Linked DNA regions of Homo sapiens: region 1 is linked to region 2. Evidence: read pairs that join two places in POLR2A ChIA-PET (ENCODE). Cell type or tissue: PC-3. All regions are shown on one strand. Each heading gives the region's core, and the rest is flanking DNA. Links, peaks and the distances in the headings are about the cores only. Region 1 has its middle 15 kb from the start of POLA2. Region 2 overlaps MALAT1 (metastasis associated lung adenocarcinoma transcript 1).

Region 1 (2,909 bases), core at 104-2,603, 260 kb after region 2:
TTGTCCATGGCCACTTGTGTTGGTGCATTCCGAACAAACAGTCTGTGAAAAACACACAAAACCATCCAAAAATAACAGGATGAAACAAAAGGAATCAAACCAGCTCAGAAAGTGAATCTTGTACCATTGTGTTAAGTGCAGGCTGTTCCTTCCTGGCGGAGCCAGTAGCTGTTGGGAAGTTTCTTTTATTTATTTATTTATTTATTCATTTATTTATTTATTTATTTAAGACAGAGTCTTGCTCTGTCACCCAGGCTGGAGTGCAGTGGCACAATCTCGGCTCACTGCAACCTCCGCCTCCCGGATTTAAGCGATTCTCCTGCCTAAGCCTCCTGAGTAGCTGGAACTACAGGTGTGTGCCACCATGTCCAGCTAATTTTTGTATTTTTAGTAGAGATGGGGGTTTCACCATGTTGGCTAGGTTGGTCTTGAACTCCTAACCTCAGGTGATCTGCCTGCCTTGGCCTCCCAAAGTGCTGGGATTACAGATGTGAGCCACTGAGCCCAGCTCATTTATTTTTTTGAGATGTAGTCTCGCTCTGTCAGCCAGGCTGGATCACAGCTCACTGCAGCCTTGGCCTTCCTGGGCTCAGGTGATCCTCCCACCTCAGCCTCTCAAGTAGCTGGGACTACAGGTATGTGTCACCATACATGGCTAGTTTTTGTATTTTTAGTAGAGACGGGGTTTCACCTTGTTGCCCGGGCTAGTCTTGAACTCCTGGGCTCAAGCAATCTGCCTGCCTCCGTCTCCCAAAGTGCTGTGATTAGAGGCGTGAGCCACGTCCGGCATGTTGGGAAACTTCTGATTAAGATTCTTCATTGGTCAGTGCTCAAGTTGAGGTGGCAGTGGCAGTCTGGGTTGAACTGGCTGAACATCCTATGGACAGGAGCTGAAAGAGCTCAGTGGTCCCTGTCTCCACCTGACCTCCCAGTTTCCTTCCCTCCAGCTGTGGATCCCGTTCTCCCTCCACAGCCCCAGGGTCCCCATGACAAGTTCCTGCAGCGATGGCTTCACCCTTTTTCTAATCTCCGCCAGGTCTTCCCCATACCATTTGCCCAGACTTGTGCCTAGGAGGCCAGGCAGTTTCTCCTTATACACCTTGTTTCGTTTCTTTTCTTTTTTCTTTTCTTTTCCTTTCTTTTCTTTTTTCTGAGACTGAGTCTCGCTCTTTTCTTTTCTTTTTTCTGAGACTGAGTCTCGCTCTATCGCCCAGGCTGGAGTGCAGTGGCACGATCTCAGTTCACTGCAACCTCTGCCTCCCAGCTATAAGTGGTTCTCAGGCGTCAGCCTCCTGAGTAGCTGGGATTACAGGTGCCTACCACCATGCCCAGCTAATTTTTGTATTTTTAGTAGAGACGGGGTTTCACCATGTTGGCCAGGCTGGTCTTGAGCTCCTGACCTCAGGTGATCTGCCCACCTCGGCTTCCCAAAGTGCTGGGATGACAGGTGTGAGCCACCACGCCCGGCTTCACCTTGTACTATTCTAAAACATCTGCTGCCTGACTGTGGGCCATGCCAGGTCCACATTGGGAGCTGTCACCTCATGTTCATGATCATTATCATTGGTCTCCATAATTGCCCAAATCCAGCAACCAGAGTGGCTGCAAAAGAAGCATGAGGTTAGAACTCCCCGTCCTCAGCACTCACTCTCTTCTTTGCTACTTGAAAGTCCAGTAGCCTGTTTTCCCAGAGTAGGCATGGAAAGAAAGCAGAAGAGGGAGAAGGGTGAGTTATGTGGTTTGGTCTCATCCAGCCAGTCTCGGCCTCCTTGCTCCTCCCCAACCTCGTAATCAAACAATTATTTAAGTTGGTGGGGGGCATTCCTCCGGGGAGACACCTGCATTTAGAGCTAAACTTTAAAGGCAAAAGTCCATCTTTTGAACATACCTGCTGCCTGGCTGCACAGGTCTGACCAGTGTGGTCATGGGTGGGTGACGATGTAACAAGGTGCATTCTGGCTGCTGTTTTCTGGGGCAACACCACAGCCCAGATTAAGCAGAGTTCTCTTTTCCACACACAGTTGTCAGCAACTTCCTTGAGGGCTGCACAGCAGCAATGGCCCAGGACACCTTCGGTCTTTCATTTAGCTGATCTGCCTGTGAACCAGGCCCAGGCAATCACTGGTATCCTGAATCCTCCGGGCACCTTGACCTTGAGCCGTCTCCTTGCAGCCACATAGCCACATGGCCTAATAATACTTGGAAATGTATAGAGATTTCAGTAAGAAGGTTGTCATTCATATATACAGATACATATATATATATATATATATATATATATATATGTGTATATATATATATATATATTTTTTTTTTTTTTTTTTTGAGACAAAGTCTCACTCTGTCACCCAGCCTGGAACCATCGTAGCTCACTGCAGCCTCAACCTCCCTGGGCTCAGGTGATCCTCCCACCTAGGGCTCCCAAGTAGCAGGGACTACAGGCACACACTACCATGCCCAGCTAAATTTTTTTTAGCAGAGATGGAGTCTTCTGATGTTGCCTAGGCTGGTCTCTAACTCCTGGTCTCAAGAGATCCTCCCACCTTGGCCTCCCAAAGTGCTGGGATTACAGGCGTGAGCCACTGTGCCTAAACTTGTTATCACAGATTTTGAAAATAAAATGTACTGACTATTCAGTGTTTCCAGATGGAAAAGAAAAGAAGTCTGGAGGTGATTTGCCAGTTACCATAAAGATTATTATAAAAGGTGCCAGGCATGTGGAATCCTATTTAAACAGCCCAGTCTATATGTCATCATTGGGCACTCATTTTTATTTAATAGTTCCTGGCCAGTGTTTTTGGCTAAGGACAATGGTAGTCAAAGGCTTTATGGTTTGATTCCGTGGCCTGAAACCTGTAACCTCAAGATCATTTATACTTGTCATAGGAAACTTCATGGTCAGAATATTT
Region 2 (2,909 bases), core at 163-2,662:
GTCCCTGTGTACAACTGGAGGAGTACATATGGGGAATGCCTAGGGCTTGTTTATATTATTAAGAGCAGTCGGCCGGGCGCGGTGGCTCATCCTTGTAATCCCAGCACTTCGGGAGGCCGAGGCGGGAGGATCACGACGTCAAGAGATCGAGACCATCCTGGCCAACATGGTGAAACCCCGCGTCTACTAAATATACAAAAATTAGCTGGGCGTGGTGGCGCGCCTGTAGTTCCAGCTAGTCGGAAGGTTGAGGCAGGAGAATCGCTTGAACTCAGGAGGCGGAGGTTGCAGTGAGCCGAGATCACACTACTGCACTCCAGCCTGGCGACAGAGGGAGACTCTGTTTCCAAAAAAAAAAAAAAAAGCGCAGTCCCCTTGACTTGGACAGGAGCTTTTGGGGAATTTATGCTCTCCATTTTGTGCTCAGAGGGTGGAAATGACTTCCGGCCTACTTTTCTGCCTCCTCCTGTTGCTGTGATCAGTGTCTGATCTTTACATTTTTCAATCCTGGAGAACTTCCTCAACTCCAGGAACTACGTAGCCCCTGGCGAATGCCCAGCTCCTACTCTTTTTTTTTTTTTTTTTTTTTTTAAGACGGAGTCTCGCTCTGTCGCCCAGGCTGGAGTGCAGTGGCCCGATCTCACCTCACGGCAAGCTCCGCCTCCCAGGTTCACGCCATTCTCCTGCCTCAGCCTCACGAGTAGCTAGGACTACAGGCGCCCTCCACCACGCCCAGCAAATTGTGTGTGTGTGTGTGTGTGTGTGTGTGTGTGTGTGTGTGTGTGTAGTAGAGACGGGGTTTCACCGTGTTAGCCAGGATGGTTTCAATCTCCTGACTTCGTGATCCGCCCGCCTCGGCCTCCCAAAGTGCTGGGATTACAGGCTTGAGCCACCGTGCCCAGCCTTTCTTCTTCTTTTTTTTTTTTTTTTGAGACAGTTTCGCTCTTGTTGCCCAGGCTGGAGTGCAGTGGCGCAATCTCAGCTCACTGCAACCTCCGCCTCCCGGGTCCAAGCGATTCTCCTACCTCAGCCTCTCGAATAGCTGGGGTTACAGACATACGCCACCACGCCCGGCTAATTTTGTATTTTTAGTAGAGATGGGGTTTCTCCATGTTGGTCAGGCTGGTCTCGAACTCCTGACCTCAGGTGATCTGCCCACCTCGGCCTCCCAAAGTCCTGGGATTATAGGCGTGAGCCACTGTGCGTGGCCCCCAATTCCTACTCGTACTCCTTTGCTCTCCAGTAAAGTATTTGTGCTTCCACAGAACCTTCTGCTTTGGAAAAACAGAGACCTTTCTCCATACGAAACTGACTGGGCATCAATTCAGAAGACACTTAAGCAACTTAGGAGAGCACCTAGCTCAGCTTCTTTCATAACCAGCGAGACAGATACCCCATCCCCCATTAGATCACTTCAAGGGAAGAGAAAGCTCCTGTGGCCAAGGCCTATACAGGCTGGGTAGGTTGGGGGTTGGTGTGCTGCTGACCTGCCGGGCCATTGCTTCATCTATCAGAACATTCTAGACATTGAAGAAACAGCAACATAGGGGTTGAAGTGTTGACTGACTAGGATTCAAACCTCAGCTCTGCTGCGTTGTCAAAAGGGGCCCAATCAGAGTCTACCTCTCCATTTGCAAAATGTAATACCATTAAAAAAAAAAAAAAAGGTAGTTCTGCTTCTGAGGCCCCTCCATTAGGCTAAGGGTGTGGCCAGTCACAGGTTCCCCAGGCTGGAAGATTCTTCAGACGTGGGTCCCTCTCTCTGGTAGGTCTGGGTTTACTAGAATGCATCTCAAACTCCAATAAGCAAGGTCTGACTTTTCAGGGAGATCTTAAGGGTAAGGAGGGCCAGGGAGGGTATTTCACCTGAGATCCCAGCCAGTCCTTCCAACAGCCAGATGCTGCTACTAATCCCACAGCACGTTCAAAGGGACAAAAGGGGACCAGTGACAACTGATTAAAGGAAAATGTGATCCTGAGTGACCCAGGACCTTGGGACTCTGAGGGGGAACCAAAGAGCTTAACTGGTTTAAAAACTTAAAAGGATCGGCCAGGCTTGGTGGCTCACACCTGTAATCCCAGCACTTTCAGAGGCCCAGGCGGGTGGATCACACGAGGTCAGGAGTTTGAGACCAGCCTGGCCAATATGGTAAAACCACGTCTCTAACTGAAAATACAAAAATTAGCCAGGCGTGGTGGTGTGCACCTGTAGTCCCAGCTACAGGGAGGGTGAAGCAGGACAACCACTTGGACCCCAGAAGTGGAGGTTGCAGTTTGCAGAGATCATGCCACTACACTCCAGCCTGGGGGACAAAGTGAGACTGTCTCAAAAAAACAAAAAAGAGAGCTTTCCAATGACACACACACCCCGCCCCATTTCTCCCCCAGCCCAGCTCACAGCCAATTACTAAATAGTGGAAAGGAGGCTACTTAAAAAGAAGTTCCCTATTTTCCTGTGGGGGTTACTGGGCTTTTTAGTAGGCCACTCACCCACTACCCTCGCACCAATCCCCCAAAGTCCGTACCCTACTTGAAGATTATGCTGTAATTATGGGTGCTGTGTTTATAGACCACAGATTTAACAGAACAAGCCCACAGAACACCCATCTTTTTTCCCCAATCAAGATTTTTTTATTCACAAAAGAACCACAACAATTTAGAGCTTCTCCATTTTTATTACACAAAATTGTTAAGTTTTCAGCAGTAGGGCTTCTCAAAACACCAGCTGCAGGCTATTACCTGAAAAAGACAAGGCAGTTATATTAGGTTCTCGTGTAAATATGAATATACAATCAAGTCAAGCTCCTGACAAATTATACATCAAGGATGTATATAGTTCAAAGATATTGTGCTGTTACCTCCCACCTCCCCAAAACTCCAAGAACTAGCACCTGCAGAGAAAAGGAGAA

Evidence for each region. ChIA-PET counts read pairs that join two places held together with the same protein. Peaks named below come from ENCODE experiments on the same cell type or tissue, not always from the same donor. Only the 100,000 strongest peaks of a DNase experiment are listed, where the experiment ranks them.
Region 1: POLR2A ChIA-PET joins it to region 2 with 10 read pairs; 3 of 35 experiments call an interaction of 5 or more read pairs at or near these places.

The regions. Positions count from the first base shown.
Region 1 is chr11:65,245,681-65,248,589 of GRCh38, reverse strand. No RefSeq gene overlaps it. Among named protein-coding and RNA genes, the nearest start is that of POLA2, 15 kb to the left of the region's middle. In PC-3, for the core only: no CTCF peak of the experiment used is centred there; no DNase peak of the experiment used is centred there.
Region 2 is chr11:65,506,216-65,509,124 of GRCh38, reverse strand. It overlaps MALAT1 (metastasis associated lung adenocarcinoma transcript 1), which reads right to left. Exons shown (of 1, transcript NR_002819.5): 1 at 2,609-2,909. It also overlaps TALAM1. Among named protein-coding and RNA genes, the nearest start is that of MALAT1, 8.6 kb to the right of the region's middle. RefSeq lists enhancers at 1,264-1,333, 1,050-1,731, 1,444-1,753, 2,254-2,353. In PC-3, for the core only: no CTCF peak of the experiment used is centred there; DNase peaks (open chromatin) are centred at 1,424 and 1,864; H3K27ac peaks cover 2,293 bases.